2 separate regions of the Homo sapiens genome follow, and region 2 is linked to region 1. Evidence: chromatin loops called from intact Hi-C (ENCODE). Cell type or tissue: CD4-positive, alpha-beta T cell. All regions are shown on one strand. Each heading gives the region's core, and the rest is flanking DNA. Links, peaks and the distances in the headings are about the cores only.

Region 1 (8,624 bases), core at 349-8,348:
AAAAATGGTAGCATAGTTTTACATGCATTAATGGTTAAGAAATACATAAGTACTCCAATAAATGCGGCGCTTAACTTGAAAAACATCTAATATTCGCTACTAGAAGTAGGTGACAGAAGAGCTGCAGTTTGTGACTTACTGTGAAGTGATGGAAGGAAGGTCATCTGAAATTGAACAGAAAGTCCAACTTCACTATGCTGTACACTATGTATATGGGTGGGGTCATAACACTCTTGGTGAAATGAGGTAGCTGGTAGACATTGGAATTGTGTTAGTGTTTATGTTTGTATATTCCTACATGGCTCCTTCAGCTAAGTGCTGTCTTCTGCATTCACCTAGTATTTCTCAATTAAAAAGTCAAGCATAAGCAAATGTGTTATGTTCAAATTGTTCCCTAGTATGTCAACTGTGTTGGAAAAATTTTAAAACAAACATTACAGCAGAATGGACTGGAGACTGAATTTTTTAAAAAATTTTTATAATTTTTTTTTTTTCTTTTTTTAAAATTTTATTATTATTATACTTTAAGTTTTAGGGCACATGTGCACAATGTGCAGGTTTGTTACATATTTCTGGGAGGGCAACCACATGTCAATTGAGAAAATTCACATTTTGTTATTTTTGGAACTTTCCGAGATTTTCTTTCTCATTTCAGAAAATCATGTTCTAATGACAATGCCACTTGTGGCATCTGAGTTCCCAGTATAATACACCGGCAGGTGAATATGTAGCTGTCATAATCACGGTGATCTGCATGGAGGTGCAAGCTCCTAACTTCTTCATTATACTTTCTACTGTAATCTTTAACTATAACACAGTACATTTACCTATTTAATAGATGAATAAAATTTTATTGTAAATTAAGTTTCTGTCATTTCTCCTTTATATATAGTTAGGGTATTATACTGAAATTTTTGAAATTATCCATATAATTTTGAAAATATTATATGGATATTATACATTATATGGATAATTTCAATTATCCATATAATAATTTCAAAATTATATGGATATTTTCCATATAATAGGATGAGTAAACTATACAAAAGAGGCACTATAAAATATGATAGTTGATAAAATTGTGAACCATTGATATAGAGCAATAAAAAAGGAAGGGAATGTAGCCATATTCTTATCAACAAATTCATGGAAGGATTAAATGAGATTATATCTGTCTGGCATATGATCCACTTTAAATAAATTACAGATAGATTTATTATTATTAAGATAGTATCAGAAGAACCACAGTTCCAATTGCTCCCTGGACCTCTCCTTTCAGATGTCCACAGGACCCCCAAAGTCAGGAAGTAAGGAAGAGCTACCAAATCCGTCAGGGCTCTCCCAAACCTCCCTGCCCCCTGCCCTTTAACCATGTTGTGAAAAGGCATCATCTTTAATCTGTTTGTGGCTAGCTAGGAATGGGACGTTAACCATGACGCCCCCTTCTTCTGAGAACCTTGTATCTAATAAACCACCATCTCATATGGTGCACCACCTTCTTGCAGTTCAAGTCTGTCTGCTTTCTTTCATCTTCACCACTGCCGCATTATTGCAGGCCACCATCATGGAAATAGCCGCCTAGCTGAACTCAGTGGCCCCTCCCAACCCCTCATCTATTCTCTCTTTCACCAGCACCATCCAATAGAAATGCAATGTGAGCCACGTATGCAATTGTGAAATTTCTGGTACCAACCTAAAAAAAGAAGCATAGGAAATTAATTTTAACATCATTTTAATTAACCTAATATTTGTAGTGTAGTATCATTTAAACATGTTCTCACTATGAACAATTATGAATAACATATTTGAAACCGTCCTTGTGCTATATCTTCAAAATTGGCATATATTTCACATTTGCAGTGCATATCAATTTGGAGTAACCACGTTCCAAGTGCTCTGTAGCCCCATGTTGCTATGACTCTTGGACAGTGTACCTTAAAGCCCTTTTAGCGGGTAAACCGCAAACCCTGTCCCATCAGTTTCCTACCTAGCACGCTCTAATTCCCAAATAACTGTTGCCCTAATGTCTAAACCTCTAAAAATGATTTCCAAGACCCTGCAGTATCTCATCATTGTTTATCCCGTCGGCTCCACCTCTTGCTATCCCTTTCCTGGCCCTGCACCTCAGAATCTTTACTCCCTCTGTAGAATTTGTTTTGTTCTCTCCAACATGTCCTGCTCTCTCTTGCTGTGGGATTTTTCCAGAGGGCCTCCCCTACCTGTAACACTTTTAATGTTCTGCACTAACCTGATAATCACCTTACGTTCCAGAACACCCTTACTTTTTGTTCAGATTAGGGTTCCCTCCTTATAGTTCAGATTCACTTACCTCAAATCTGGGTTTGCATTGCAGCAATCCCTCTCTCAAATTCCTTTCCATGCTGTCATTGAAATCTCTTGCTCACATGCGGTCTTGCTTACTAAACAGTGCAGCAGGAGCAGTCAGTCAATCAACATGTTTGAATGAATGAAAGAACAAATGATGAATTTCCTTTGAAAGCTTGCAGCTATGGCTGAATGACAATCAATGAAATAATGGAATGGATGATTCTGGAGTCAGACAGACCTGAGTTTGAAACTCAGTTATGTAATCTTGGGCAAGTTATAAAATTTATGTTTCTTTCTCTACAAATATTTGGTGATTTGCGAAATGGAAGTTATAATGCCCATATTACAGGAGCTAAAAGGAGTAAATGAAATAATGTATATATACATAAAATGACACATATTTATTTATCTAAACAGAATGCAGTAAATCTGGACATATCTCTTTTGACATAGGAATGTCTAGTTATACATACCCTAAGATTTAGATTTACATAGAAAGAAGGTGGCTTTACTTCAGAATGGAGATCAAGACACATTCTTGAATGCATCATTAACCTGAAGCATTTGCTGCATGTGATTGGCAGAGGGAGGAGGGATGATAAATAGGGAATATAACATTTTTTCCCATCTGGCTATGTTCCTTGTGTGGACCACTTTCCCTGAAAGAAATCCCATATTGCCGAGTGGTAGGTACACCAAGGTCCTGGCTGAAATGCCTAACACATTTGAATTGTAACCTTCCCTGGGAACGTAAGTTATGTTATTCTTGGGGTAAGGAATTAAAGGAAGCAAAACTGGGGACTTAAATTTATTTAGTATTTAATATAAAAGGAGGTTATCTTTTTGCAATTTAAGTTTATTCTGGAAAATATTAATGAGGCAGTGTTCACATTTGGGGCATTTTAATATTGCTGGCATGATACAATTTGGGGGGATTTGATGCTGTCCTGTGGTACTCAATGTATTATTTCTGTTAAACTAGATTTGACAATGTGACTAGGCATGATACGAGTTGGGAAATATACCACAGTCCATCCCTTGTCAAACAGGCTTCCATATGAATATTAAGTCCTAATGCCCTAAGACACCCATTGTGTGTAACAAATTAACTTTTTTCCTACACACAAGGATGGTGCTAGTTACGTAATCTCCTTAGAAGATTTGAGAAAAATAGTCACTCAAATCATTTTCTGATGGGCTTAATTCTCTCTGGGAAAGGCTGCTTGTTCTAATTTTTGAGCTAAGATGAAGTTGCTTTATTTAATCTCTTTGTCTAGTTTGTTTCAGTTGAATATCACGTGAATTATGATCTCACTGATTCCAAGGGGATAACAGAGAGTCATAGACTATGTTTTGGGGAAAACAGTAGATCCTTGGTGACAGTGGGTTTTCTCCAAAGAGGGCAACATTTGCAGTGTGGTTTTCCATGAGTCTGGCTACTTAGATGGATACGCGGCAGCAAGGAGCAGTTTTCTCCTCAGACCCCTTGCTTCACAGTCAGGATGGCCGCTGGGCTAGAGAAAGGAAACCCCTCTGTTTCTTTCCTTCCTCCACCCTTCACTGTGGGAGAAGAAATGTCAGACTCCTTCCTTCTGCCTTCCATTTACTTAATAACATGTGGTCAGTAGAAAAGCAAGGCAAGGCTTCCAGGAGCCAGGGCGCTCTCTTCATAGACTCCATGTCCTATGCAGAAGCAGTAGGGGAGTCAGGGCCCTTGGGGAGCCCAGCTGCATCTCTCTTTCCTTAGGCCACAAGGGGGCATATGCATTTATACCAAGGCAGAAGTGAGAGACCCCACATGAGTCCTGAGAATGGGATATATTCTCCATCCTTGCTTTTAACAGATTTCTGGCAGGAGGAGGAGGATGCTTGTTTACTTCTTCAAAAAAGCGTGCTTTGGCTGTTATTGCTTGAGTGAGTTCCAGGGTCCAAAACTCAATGGAAACAGAAGCAGTCAATAGGATTGTATCACCAAAATCCTTAACTAGATATTTAGTGATAAGCACTGAACCTAAGTTCTTTGATAGCAGATTTTTGGGTTTGGTGTGGTTTGGTGGTTGTTGTTCATTGGTATAGCTCCAGCACCAAGAAAAGAGCTAGCATGTGATAGAACCTCAATAGCTGTCAAATGATGAGTGCTTATAGAGGTGGGTGGTGCAGCCTGTGCACAGGGGAAGGGTCCAGCCTGCAGAGGTGGCCAGTCAATTCAGGAAGCACTAGACACATGTGAAGTTTAATTTAAATATAATTAAATAAAATTAAAAGTCCAGTTTCTCACTTGCACTGTCCGCATTCCCAGTGCTCCAGTCATGTATAGCTATAGGCTTTTGTATTGGAAGGTGTAGATATGGGACATTTTTCCCATTACAGAAAGTTCTACTGGATGGCACCGCTTTAGAGCCTAACTGCCTCTTCTATTTACTAGCTGGGAAAACTTAAGCAAATTATTTCACTCAGTTTTGTGACTATTAAATGAGGGAATAAATGAAAGCACTTAAAACAGGGCTTGTAGAGAATACTTATCATTATTAGCTACAAGAGATTTTGTATGGGGATGCTGTCCCCATAAATGGCCTGGATCCCTGGACCATGTACAATGTGTGTGTATGTAGTTTTTCCTACATGCTGCAACAATAACCTGTAGGAAATAATAGCCACCGTGCCCAGTGGCATTTTTTAATAGAAAGGTTTTCATTTAAAAATATTTTATTAATATGATTTTTAATAAATTAAGGAAATGTATGATCATTAATCATTTTATTTTAATTTTGCCAAAATAAGATTTTATTCACATCGAACTATATGGATTCTGCTTGTATTTCAACAATGTAACAACACTTGGAATCTACTTGAAGAATAAAACATGCCAGGGGCTGGGCGGGGTGCTCACGCCTGTAATCCCAGCACTTTGGGAGGCCAAGGCAGGCAGATCACTTGAGCCCAGGAGTTCTAGACCAGCCTGGCCAACATGGTGAGATCCCCATCTCTACAAAAGAAATACAAAAAATTAGCTGGGCGTGGTGGCGGGCACCTGTGGTCCCAGCTATTATGGAGGCTGAGGTGGGAGTGTCTCTTTGAGTCAGGGAGGCAGAGGTTGCAGATGGTGCCACTGCACTCCAGCCCAGGAAACAGAGCAAGATGCTGTCTCAAAAAAATAAAAATCCATGGCAGGGATCTACTGCAGAATCTGAAATACATTTATAGGCACTTAGTGAATGGAGAGAAAATCTGTTGATATGATTCATTTTGATAACCAACATGTATTTCTAGTCTTGAAATCCTGGCTTCAAGCAATCCTCCTAGATCAGCCTCCCAAGTAGCTGGAATTACAGGCACAAGTCAATACATCCTGTCAAATGTATATTTCTGAAGGTGGCCTTAGTTGTTGATAAGCAATGGATATGTATGCATAAAATGATCCATCTAGAGAATTCTAGAAAATAGAGTTTGTGTCTTCTTCTTGTTACTCTTTAGGTACTGTTCGGTGCCAAGTAGAATAATTTCCACCACTTTCCCTGTTCTTCAGTACTACTGCATAGCCAAGCTGGTTTATTGTTGCATATAAAGTCTGGGTAAGCATATGTTTCTCTACACTCGGAAATTAATGGGAGCTGATGCTCTGTATAATGTCAAATTGCCCCTGGGAAAAAAAACTGTACTGTGGCAAAGTCGATGCCACCATATTTAGTAATATATTTTAAACTAATAAAGACCATTTCCAGGGCAGAAATAAGCTTTGTTGTTTTTGTATGATTCTGAGCCCATTCAACCCAACAACTTTCACAGTACATTATTGTGATTGTAATCTTGATCTAAGTGAGAAGAGCATAAATAATGAGAAACTGTTCTTTAAGCAAACCTGGACAAAGAGGTGGGAGCTCATTTTTAGCCTTGATTCTGTAATGAACCACCTATTTCTCCTTGAAAACTTCACCTAACTTCTCTAGACTACAGGTTTTGGAAAAGATATTTGTAAATGACAGGTTAATTTAATAACCTCTAATTTATTATTTAATAATGAAGCTACTATTATGCTACTAAGGAAATAGTAACTAATAGTAAATAATTCCACAAATGCAGTTGATTTTTTCTCAGAAAATGATGTTCTAAAAGTTTTGTTTTCTAGAAATTATCTTGGGGAATATATTGAAAATCAAGTTCTCAAAAATATTAAACAATTTTGTATCATTAAGGCTCAGCAGATGAGATGTGCTGTCCTGTGAAGTATACCTTTGCTCGCCCCTATGTTCTTTGTCTACCTTTGGAAACCCTCAAACTTCCTCTTCTACCCCTTTATATACCCTGAGGAATTTCATCCAATTCAGTGCTCTCAGCTATGATGAAAAACAAGAACTGACAAACCAGTCTCCAGCTCTGGCCTCTCTTGTTTGAGGTTGAACTCCTTCAGAACTGCTAAGGAAAGCTCATCTCTTTACCAGCATTCTGTACAAATCCACTCTCTTTTGTGGCTGAATAATGCCACCCTCATTCTATTGTCCAGGTTAAAAACTCATCATCTTTAACTTCTCCATCTCTTTCATCCCAGCACCAAATCAGTCTAGCTATCAGCCATTCCTCTTCATTAAGCAAAACTGTCCCTTCTTTCTCCAGGTCTCCATCATTTGTTTGGATTGTTGCTGCTTTTATTTCCCTTATCTTCGCTGGTGCCACAGTATTTTATTTTTCCCAAAATAATGATAACGACAACAATTAGCAAGGCCACTTTATTGCTTCAATCCTTCCTTGGTTCTCCATTGCTTACAGGGCCAGACCTGTAGGCTGGATTAGGAAATTGGACTTTGATATGTGTTTCTAGCTTAACCATGTACTACCTTGCCACATACCTAGGGTGCCAGCTACATCTTGCTTTTTACACATTAATTGCTTTACACATCTCAGATCAGATCTAATATGCGTTTTCCCACTAATTTTTTATATTGCCCTCTCCTCTAGAATATAAACTCCATTAAGGCAAGGACTTTATCTGTTTTGTGCCATATTGGACACCTAGCACACACAAGAGTACTCCAATGTAGGTGATGAAAAGCTACGTTGAATGAATTAGTCAATTTATTGTTTCAAGGATCTGTTCTAAGGCTACCTCTGTGATGAAGCTTTTCTTCATTCTCAGCAGGATGATTGCTCTCTCCAGGATGATTTCTCTCTCCCTTTATGGTTATAAAACCAAATGTGCAACTATTTTAGCTCAAACATCATATTATCCACATTTACTTACATATATGTCTTTCCTATTTACTTGAGCTCCTTGGTGGCACGGATACTCTTTATTAATTCTAAATGCCCACCACCAGGCTGGGAGCATTAGGTTCACACCTGTAACCCCAGCACTTTGGGAGACTGAGGCAGGCAGATCACTTGAGGCCAGGTGTTTGAGACAAGCCTGGCCAACATGGTGAAACCCTGTCTCTACTAAAAATGCAAAAATTAGCCATGGTGGCATGCACGTGTAGACCCAGCTACTCAGGATGCTGAGATGGGAGAATCACTTGAACCTGGGAGGCGGAGGTTGCAGTGAGCTGAGATAGCACCACTGCACTCCAGCCTGGCCTGCAGTAAGACTCTCAAATAAATAAATAAATAAATAAATAAATAAATAAATAAAAATAAAAATAAATGCCCACTATCGTACCCAGTTCATAGTTGGCACTCAATAACTTTTATGAATGAATGAATGACTGAATAAATGAGTGATGAATTAGGTAGAGGAGGAAACAGAGTAATTTGATTTGGCCTGGGATCACCAACACACACACACACACACACACACACACACACACACGCACGCACACATCAATGAGGAATATGACACACAAATCACCCTACATAATCAAAAGATTCTTCTTGGTAAGAGACAGATATTAGAGTGTCTGTGTTGACCTTTAAATCACCTTTGTAAAACACAGTTTAAAAAGACAGTCTGGCTCATAAAAGCAAATAGGTACATTGTAAATCCACAAATTTGAGATTTTTATAGTGAAAATACTAATAGGTTTTGACTTTTAATGAGCTTCTGCTCTTATTATTAAAAAGATTCTACTCATTCTAATAAAAGAACTGTGATTTGTGGGTATCTTCTGATATATTTTAGTTGATTCTTAGCTTCAGCCACCTTAGCAAAAAGAAAGAAGAGGTTTCCCCAGTGGAATTTCAGATAAGTATGCATACTGCAAGAGAGGCAGAGGAAAAATGATAATTTGCTTTATTCATGAATCTGTTCAGATGCAACGTATGCTGCCCAGGCCCATGCTGAGGTTTGGATAAGTCTATTCCTAGGG
Region 2 (8,624 bases), core at 303-8,302, 210 kb after region 1:
ATTCCTGTGTTCAGTCCCAATGGCCTATTGATTGGGGGTTTCTCTCCAAAAGGCTGCATGGCTTTTCTTCTCTAAGTGAATCTCCTTTATAACCCATATTTTATGTCTATATACCAAACATGCTATCCATATTTAGTCAATGTCCAGTTGCTTGCATGTAAGGGCAATAGAGTAATCAGAAAACTCTTCCCAGAAAGCCCCCGAAGACAAAACTAGTACTGGTAGAAAACTGGGCATGCAGCTCTAAGAAACTCTATGGGAAGTGAGGCTGGGTGGGGCACAGCTGCCCCAGCCTGGCACCCATATGGAGCATCAGCAAGGAAGTAGGAACTTTCTTTTCATCATGCATCCTTCTTATCACTTCTCAGTTTCAAAGGGAAAGAAAATTTGGTAATCTGCATTTTGAGACATTAAGAAAATAAAATAATTAATGGCTTCATGGTTATATGGCATTTTTCAGAGTATTGTCAGAAAATCATTTCGAACTGAAATTTTCATTCAAAAATATTTATTGAATGCCGGCTATGTGCTGAAGATTCTTAAGATACATCAGTGAACAAATCAAAGTTCCCTGCTTTCTTGGAGCTTGCATTCCAGCGGGAGGAGAGGATTTGGAGGAAGAATGGGATAGACAATAAATGTAAGTAATAAATTATATAGGACTTTGAAAGGTAAAATGTTTGGGGGAAAAACATAAAATAGGGTAAAGGATATAGGTGGGGTGAGGGTTGTCCTGATGCTGTATTAAATAGGAACATCAGAGTAAGACTTGTTGAAAAGGGAGATTTCTGCCATGGTTTGAAGGAAATACCTGGAGATATCTGGAGGACAGAGCTTTTCACATGGAGGGAACAGCCAAGATACAGCTCCAATACCTGGAATTTTTATAGACATCAATGGGAATGGTGTGGCTAGAATAAAATGAGACAGCCAGTGAACAGAAGGCCTCTCAGGTCACCGTAAGAATTCCAGAAAAGCTTCATAAAAGGCAAATTTTGGGCCTTTATCACTCAGCCCCATGGAATCTGAATCTTTGTGGGCCCAGGACTCTGCATTTTTAACATGTAAAGCAATTGTTACTTATGTATTCTAAAGCACAAGACCTCCTGCCACAGAGCATGGGACCTGATATATCCAGGCAGGAGAACTGGGTACCAGGAGACACTGTACATGAAGTTTCCAGAACCAGCCATGTCCATCTTACTAATCAAGACTCTCTCTGTTAAATCTGCAACTCAAATGACTTTAAGGAAAAATGGATTTCATTGATTCACATAACCATCACTCAAGGACTAACTTTCAACATAGTGAGATCCTGAGGCTCAAATATTATTACCCGGTAAGGCCTTCTCCATCTCTGTTCTTATCTCTCTGCTTCACTTTGCCCTTCAGGCAAACATTCTGCAGGTTGGTGGCAGCATTCCCAGATTATCTTCTTCCTAGATAAGCAACACAGCAGGAAAAGACCTTCTTTCCAGATAGCTCAGGCAGCCTTAGTCATGTCATTGCACCTGAACCACTTGCAGGTCTTGGGTGGAGTGATCTGATTTGGTCATGACTAGACCTGAAGAGGAGAAGGTCCTCATGGGGAAAAAAAAAAAAAAAAAAGCTGTTCCCAAAAGAAAGGAGTCTTGCAGACCAGGGGGCGGAAAGTATCCACTATATCCCTTAAGTCTTTTGGCTTAGGTTTCCCTATTTTTTATAACTAGGGATTTAGTCAAGATGATGTGCCTAATTTCCTATAAATTCTATATAAATCATTGTAATAAAGTCCCCCCATAAAATTGTGCAAAATGAATTAACTGGCATGCCACTCTCTCAGATAAATTTATGGTACTATAAATAAGACATTAAAGGGGTTACCTGCTATGGGATTCTGATGAATAAATAGAATATAGCCTTAGGTCTTAATAAAGAGTAATGACTTAGAACTGCCTTTCTGATGGATCTCTTGCTTCCTACTTATCTGCTTTAATTAGTATATGGAGGAAAATTAAGCAGTGTCATGATTCATGTGATGTTAAGAATACATAGGTCCCCAAAAATTAGTTGAAGAAAAGAATTTGGAGGGAAAATCTGCATGTCTGTTGAATCGTCAATAGGATACAAATCCAATCATTCTAATGTAGACAAGTCTTTTGATCCCACTATACATCCTTTGGCTCAGGAGTGGAGGGTGATAGTGGTAATGAAGGACCGATCAGCCAGAGCCATACTGTGATTCAAGATGACATCTGTTAGGATTGAAGGATAAAGTGCTTACCCTCATGGGTTTTACAAGGCACACAGAGCATGCAGACATCCAACTAACCAAATGTCACCCTGTATTCCAGAGTTGCTCGGAATATATTCCAAAGACCACTTGTAGCAATATCTCTTGCAATGCTCAATTAAAAGCCTGGGCTACCCCCTAGATTTATAAAATCAAAATCCTCAAAATTAGGGCCTGGGAAACTCCATGTGAATAAGATCCCCGATGACTTCTATTCTCATTAAAGTCTGAGAAGCATCCCTTTACATACAATTTCTAGCTCACTTTGTCCCTCAGATTGAATGGGGGCTGGCTGGCTGAGAACTCCCTTCTTCCCTGTTTGTCACATTCTTCAAATTTCACGTGATCCTTTATGACAAGTTGGTCTCTTTTTCTCCTTTAAAGATATTCATGTGGCTCTTATTTTAACCAGATTTCTTCTGTACAAAAAATATGTCAGGAAAGAAATGATCCCATGAATGATCCAGCCCTGGGGATGAGAAGGGTGCAGGGGAAGGAGGGAATGGTGGGCACGGAATATACGAATGCATAGAGGGCGCGAGGGGAGGGAGAGGTCAGCTGTGGGGATGAGCAAGATGCAAGCAAACTTTGATGGTTTTCTAGCTTAGCTTAGGACCAACCCTGCCCATAGTTTATGGAAGGATACTGCATGTTTCTTCAGTCCAATCTGCTGTGAAATGCTTGTTATATTCTAGAGAATGCTCAAGGAATGCCCAGTCAGGCCTTTATTCTGAGGAAGCTCACTGATGTCTCACAGATAACCTTCTTAAAGATGAACAAATATCAGATACAGGAGCAGCCAGTAAGACTGTCCAGGATTACCAATGCCTGAACTGCCACCTTAGATACAGGGAAATGTAGGCTTATGATACAATGTTAGCAATTTAAGAGCACCACATTAACATCATCCCCCATCCTACTTTCTTCCATCACCCTCCCCCAACTCCAAAATTGGTTAGAACTGAAATTCCTCCACTTAACAGTCACTGCTTGGGGTTAAGGCTCTGCCTCTGTAGAAATCTTCCCGTACAAGCTAACTACAAGTGGTAGGCTCTTCTTATCCTAAGCTCTTAATCAGTCATTAACTTCTTATGAAAGATTAATTTATTAGATTGCCTTACAGAGTGACAGCTAGCTTAGTGATCAAACTGATTTATCTTGACAAAGCATAGAATGGAGATAATATAGGAAGGTCTGGAGGGGGAGTGAGACAGAGAGATCCAAAGCTTGGACCAGACTGACATGGGCACACTAGGGCAACTAGGAATAGGATACAAATTGAAGGGGAAAGGTGTGAAACGATGAAGGGAAAGGCAAACGCAAAAGCCACTGTCTTTGGACACAGAGGATGCCTGTGCTCAGGGCCTGTGGAGTGGGGCATGATGATCCAGGCTTTTTAGGCAGAAGCTGGGTGGCTCTGTCAGCCCAGAGTGCAGGTGCTAGTCCTGACTCTGAGCTAGCGGGAGACCTGGGTCCCCTCTCTTAGCCTCCACTTCCTCATTCAAGCAACTAGGGGATTCCCTTTCAATCATAAGATTCTGAAATAGAAACTCCTAACAATCTAGCAGGGACAGAGAAGGGGAAAAGAAGAGAGGGAGGCATGAAAAAGAAAAATAGCAGAGAGAGCTTATCAAAGTCCAAATTCCTCCCAAGCTCTTGCAGTGGTTTCTTAGGGTAAAACATAAATTTCCAATGTTAAAGAAATGAGAGTACATGGGCAAGGTATAGTAGGGGGTTTCAGAGAATAGTGATTTTGGTTTAAACATAGGCTATATAAATTTGGCATACTATATGGTCCGAAAGGAGAAGCGTTGTTTCTCATTGTCAGCCATAAAACACTTTGGGAAAAATGTATTTTTCTTGATTAGTACCTAAGTCCTTGAACTTTTAGAATTCCTGAGAACAGTGACTTGACCCACTCCCAATTTATCTATTGATGTGATATCTGGTAGATCTGACCCTCTTTTATATAGGTTTGAACCTTGAGTTTAGGGTAGTAAAACAAAAAAAGTAAAATAGTTGTCACTAAGTTTGTGCAGTGATTCAGGCCCTGACCTAGAAATTATATGTAAAATAAGGTAGCAAGTTGGAAGCATCGAAGAGAAAATGAGCAAGTAGAGGATATTATTTCTGATCCAGAGGAGGCTGCTCTCAGCAAACAAGAAGATAACAAAATTATGCAGATGCGAAGCAGGGTGGGTTTACTTAGCTGTTACTGGGGTAACAACAGAGTCATCGCTGAAATAATCCCACTCAGTCATCCATGTGCTTCATAAACCCAAACAACAGAGAGACTAGTGTGTCATAGCAATACACCTTGTGTAAGAGGAAGAAGAAATCCATGATCTGTTTAGAAAGATTTGCACAGGAGAAAATTAAACTCATTTTAAAATACTTTGTACTCAAAATATTCAGCCACTTGAAAAGTCCCCTTATATAGATGAGTCTGCTCCCAGTGATTCTGGTGAGTATAATGTATTAGGAAGTTAATTATTTGTTTTGTATCTTTTTTAAAAAGATTTTTTATAAAGGAACTACTTACTCAGTATGTCATTTCCCATTGACATTCTTGTATATGTAGATGAATATGTCAATACCTTCTGTTCTGGCAAACTGATATGCTCCAGGTCCCTCTAGTGCCCTATAATTTTATCTATCATTGTTTTATAATCATTTCTCCTGCACTCTACTGTGGGATCCTCAACTAGCAGAGGCTGTGCCAATGATGTATTGTGTTGAATAAATATTCTGAGTTTTTAAGTTAATATTTTACTCCTGCCTTCTTATCTTTTCCTGGGCTCTGTGTGTAGGCCACGACACTGCCACTGAAATGTGTGAGACTCCCTTTGCTAAATAACATCTTAAATAATGACACGGGTGGGGGCATATTTCAAAACAGACCTGTGTTTAAAAAAAAATGTAGCCTTGGGGAGGCAACCTGTTCTGTTGTTATTACATCTGTCCTTCAAGGCAATGATTATTTTCCAACAATCAGATTTTTGCCAGGCGCTTAAGGATGCCTGACCCAAGCACCACTGGTACAAAGCTCACCAAACGTCATGTGTGTAAATCAGCCCTTGATGAATTGACAAAAAGGCATTTTTAAAAATGTAGGTACCCAATATAAACAAATCATAAGTGTACAATTATGTTAATTTTGGCATATATTTGTGTGAGTGTAACCATTACTCTGAAAAAGATGGAGAATATTTTTAAGATTACAGAAGGCTCCCTTGTACCCCTTCCCACAGGGTACCCCTGAGATAATCTGTGTTCTAACTTCTAAGTTAGTTAGAAGGTTGGTTTTTGAGCAAAGATATGTTTGTATATATGCATGCATGCATGTATGTATGTATTGATTTTTAAAATAATGTTTCAAGTAACCATATGCTAGACCAAGTTTGATGACTAGAGATATAGGAGTGATCAAGGCAGATGAGGCCTTTAGGTTCTATGGGCCTCACATTCTGGTTGGGAAACTGATAGAAAACAAATTTACCAAGAAGACAGTTTCAAATCATGAAAAATGGCAAGAATAAAACAAGGTAATTGTTAGGCAATAAATAGGTAGGTAGGGTAATATTGGATGAGGGTAGAGGTATCTGCAGGGTTGACATTTGGGCTGAGAACTGACTGAGGAAAAGCAGGGAAAAAGAGCCCCAGAAAGAGAGAACTGAAAGTGCAAAAGCCCTAAGCCAAGGAGAAGCTCTGTGCCATGAGGAACTGAAAGGCCAGTGTGGCTGGACATGGAAGGTGGGGACTGCGGAGGAGAAAGTCCTAAGAGATAATGTAAGAAAGGCAATCAGAATGAACCAGAGGAAGATGCCTTTGTGGGCTAGATGAGTTTTGAGGAAGGGGTAGACATTGGGGATTTAAAGATACGTATATCTTATGTGTTCTATTAATTAATTGAAAAAACTTTTCTCAGAAACAACCTTCAGTACATAAGTAATGGCTGCTGGATGTAACTTGCAATTGGGTGGCAGGTCGGCAAGGAAAGAATTCCAAACAGAGGACTTTCTGAAAGCCTAATTATACATATTGAATGTAACAAAAGGAAAATAGTTTTTAAGGTAGCAAATCCTAAAGAGAATTTAGATAATTTGGGTGCTATTCCTCACATTTTTCTATGGTTAATTAGAGAGAGCTGGGAAACACACAATGCTGCCCACAGCTCTGCCAACCCATTATGGGCACTTCTAATTTCAGATAAATGAAGCCCTTGGTTACCACCCCCAGCTTGTCTTAGAACATCCATTGTATTATCAGAGTAGATGAGTAAAAATAATAGCCTTCTGAATATCTATAAAGGGTACCTTTCTCTTATTAGTGGATAGTTACAAGTTTAAATCACGTCTCCATGTTAATGAAGCAACTCCCAAATTTACTTTGCTCTTGAAAATCTAGTTTTTCAAATTTTCTGTTTTACACAGAAAATGTGATATTTAGCTGAGTGGCTTAGTTAGAGCATCAAGTGCTAGATGTATGTAACTTTAAAAATTAGTAATTATGTGAAATCTTAAGGTGTATATACAGATACATATACATATCTTCTCTCTAGTAAATATCATGTGCACTTGTCATTTTAAAAGACATTTCTAGCAGTATAATATATTGATCCAAGTATATATAAACTTAAAGATATGCTAAAAACAAATAACCAATTGGCATCTTTAAAATTCACCCTTCGTTAAATGAAACCATGATGCTATTTTTAAAAAACGATAATATACGTATAATGAGAAATATTAAATGTCATGGCCTGGGCAAAATTTGAAGAAGAAAAAACATCAAGACAATTGCATTTAAGTTTCCAACAAGAGATTACATCACTAGGTTTATTGTATTTATACAAATATAGTAGCAATGTTTGCAAAATGCCCCTAAAATTCCTGAGTGAAAGCAGAAATGAAGAACATTTGCATGATTATAAATATCAGGATATCTGAAAGCATAAAGGTATTTGGTTGAGTTTTTCCATTGTCATCCAGATTTGATTACATAGAACAAATTGAAGGCCTCTTATTGTTTTGGTGTTTCAGAACTTAGCAAAGGGGCTGCCACTCATTTCGGCTTTTTTCTTAATTATTCCAGGGTTCCATGAACTGCTTCCTCTGACATGAGATCTAACAAGGCTAAAGACTAAAATGCAGCTGTTTACAGCGTAAGTAGGAGGCCGTCCCGTGCAGTGCAAAATCAACAGAGAGGAGACAGTCCTATGCCTTCGAGAGACAGTCTGCTGATACTGTCATGATGTCTAGTGACAGGCCAGAGATCAAAACCCAACACCCTCATTTACCTGACAGTGATTTGGCCAATCCCTTAACATCTCTAAGAGCTTCATTTTTCTACAAAATTGAGACAATAGTATTTGTTTCATAGTGTTACTGTCAGGGTTAAATGTTATACATTAAGCATTTAATATATGCTGCTTGTTTATCTAAATATTCATGGTCAGGCACTAACTTCTTATGTGACTCTGAGCAATGCATTCATCTCTGTACCTGTTTCCTCATCCATAAATTGGGAGTTGAACAAGGTGAGCCCTAAGTTTCGTTCCAACTTCAATATTCTATAATTCTTGCAACTTATATGGCCTCAGTTTTCTTATCTTTATAATGGGCATAAGAGTACCTACCTCACAGAATTTTTGAGAGGATAAAATGAATTAAGACAGGTAGAAAATTCTTAGAACAGTGCCTGCCACATTGGAAGTGCTTAATATGTATTAGCTGTGATGATGCTGCTAATGATGAAGATGATAATGACCCTATTTGCAGATAGTATGGCAGCCATAAAACATTCAGTATCAGATTGATTACATTCTCTTATTTTCTGAGTCAATGCCAGAGCTACCAAGATTTTATTCTTTAAAGGTTCTTCAAGACTAAATTCTTTTTACATGATATGATTATTACACATTGTATGTCCGTATCAGACCAGCCTGGCCAACAAGGTGAAACCCCATCTCTAAAAATACAAAAATTAGCAGGGCATGGTGGCACGCACCTGTAGTCCCAGCTACTCGGGAGGCTGAGGCAGGAGAATCACTTGAACCCGGGAGGCAGAGATTGCAGTGAGCTGAGATCGTGCCACTGCACTCCAGCCTGGCAGAGTGAGACTCCATCTTAAAAAATAAATAAATAAATAAATAAATAAATCTCATGTACTCCATAGATATGGGGTACCTACTATGTACTCACAAAAATTAATTTTTTTTTAGAAAAGCCTAAGCTCATTTGCTTCTTAGTAAGAATTATGTTAAGATTTCCCAGTGTAGATACCCTAGGCTGCTAATTTTTTTTCTTTTGTTATCAGTATCTTAAGAAATTAATTGGCCCGGGAGTGGTGG

Evidence for each region. Peaks named below come from ENCODE experiments on the same cell type or tissue, not always from the same donor. Only the 100,000 strongest peaks of a DNase experiment are listed, where the experiment ranks them.
Region 2: it touches region 1 in a loop (3-fold over the local background); 32 of 110 quality-filtered maps call a loop at or near these places.

Annotation. Positions count from the first base shown.
Region 1 is chr6:142,742,638-142,751,261 of GRCh38, forward strand. No RefSeq gene overlaps it. Among named protein-coding and RNA genes, the nearest start is that of HIVEP2, 200 kb to the right of the region's middle. In CD4-positive, alpha-beta T cell, for the core only: CTCF peaks have their summits at 4,147 and 4,347; a DNase peak (open chromatin) is centred at 4,064.
Region 2 is chr6:142,949,053-142,957,676 of GRCh38, forward strand. It overlaps HIVEP2-DT (HIVEP2 divergent transcript), which reads left to right. Exons shown (of 3, transcript XR_001744397.3): 1 at 1-640; 2 at 1,096-1,339; 3 at 7,367-8,624. Among named protein-coding and RNA genes, the nearest start is that of HIVEP2-DT, 6.9 kb to the left of the region's middle. In CD4-positive, alpha-beta T cell, for the core only: CTCF peaks have their summits at 4,915 and 5,119; DNase peaks (open chromatin) are centred at 3,739 and 4,899.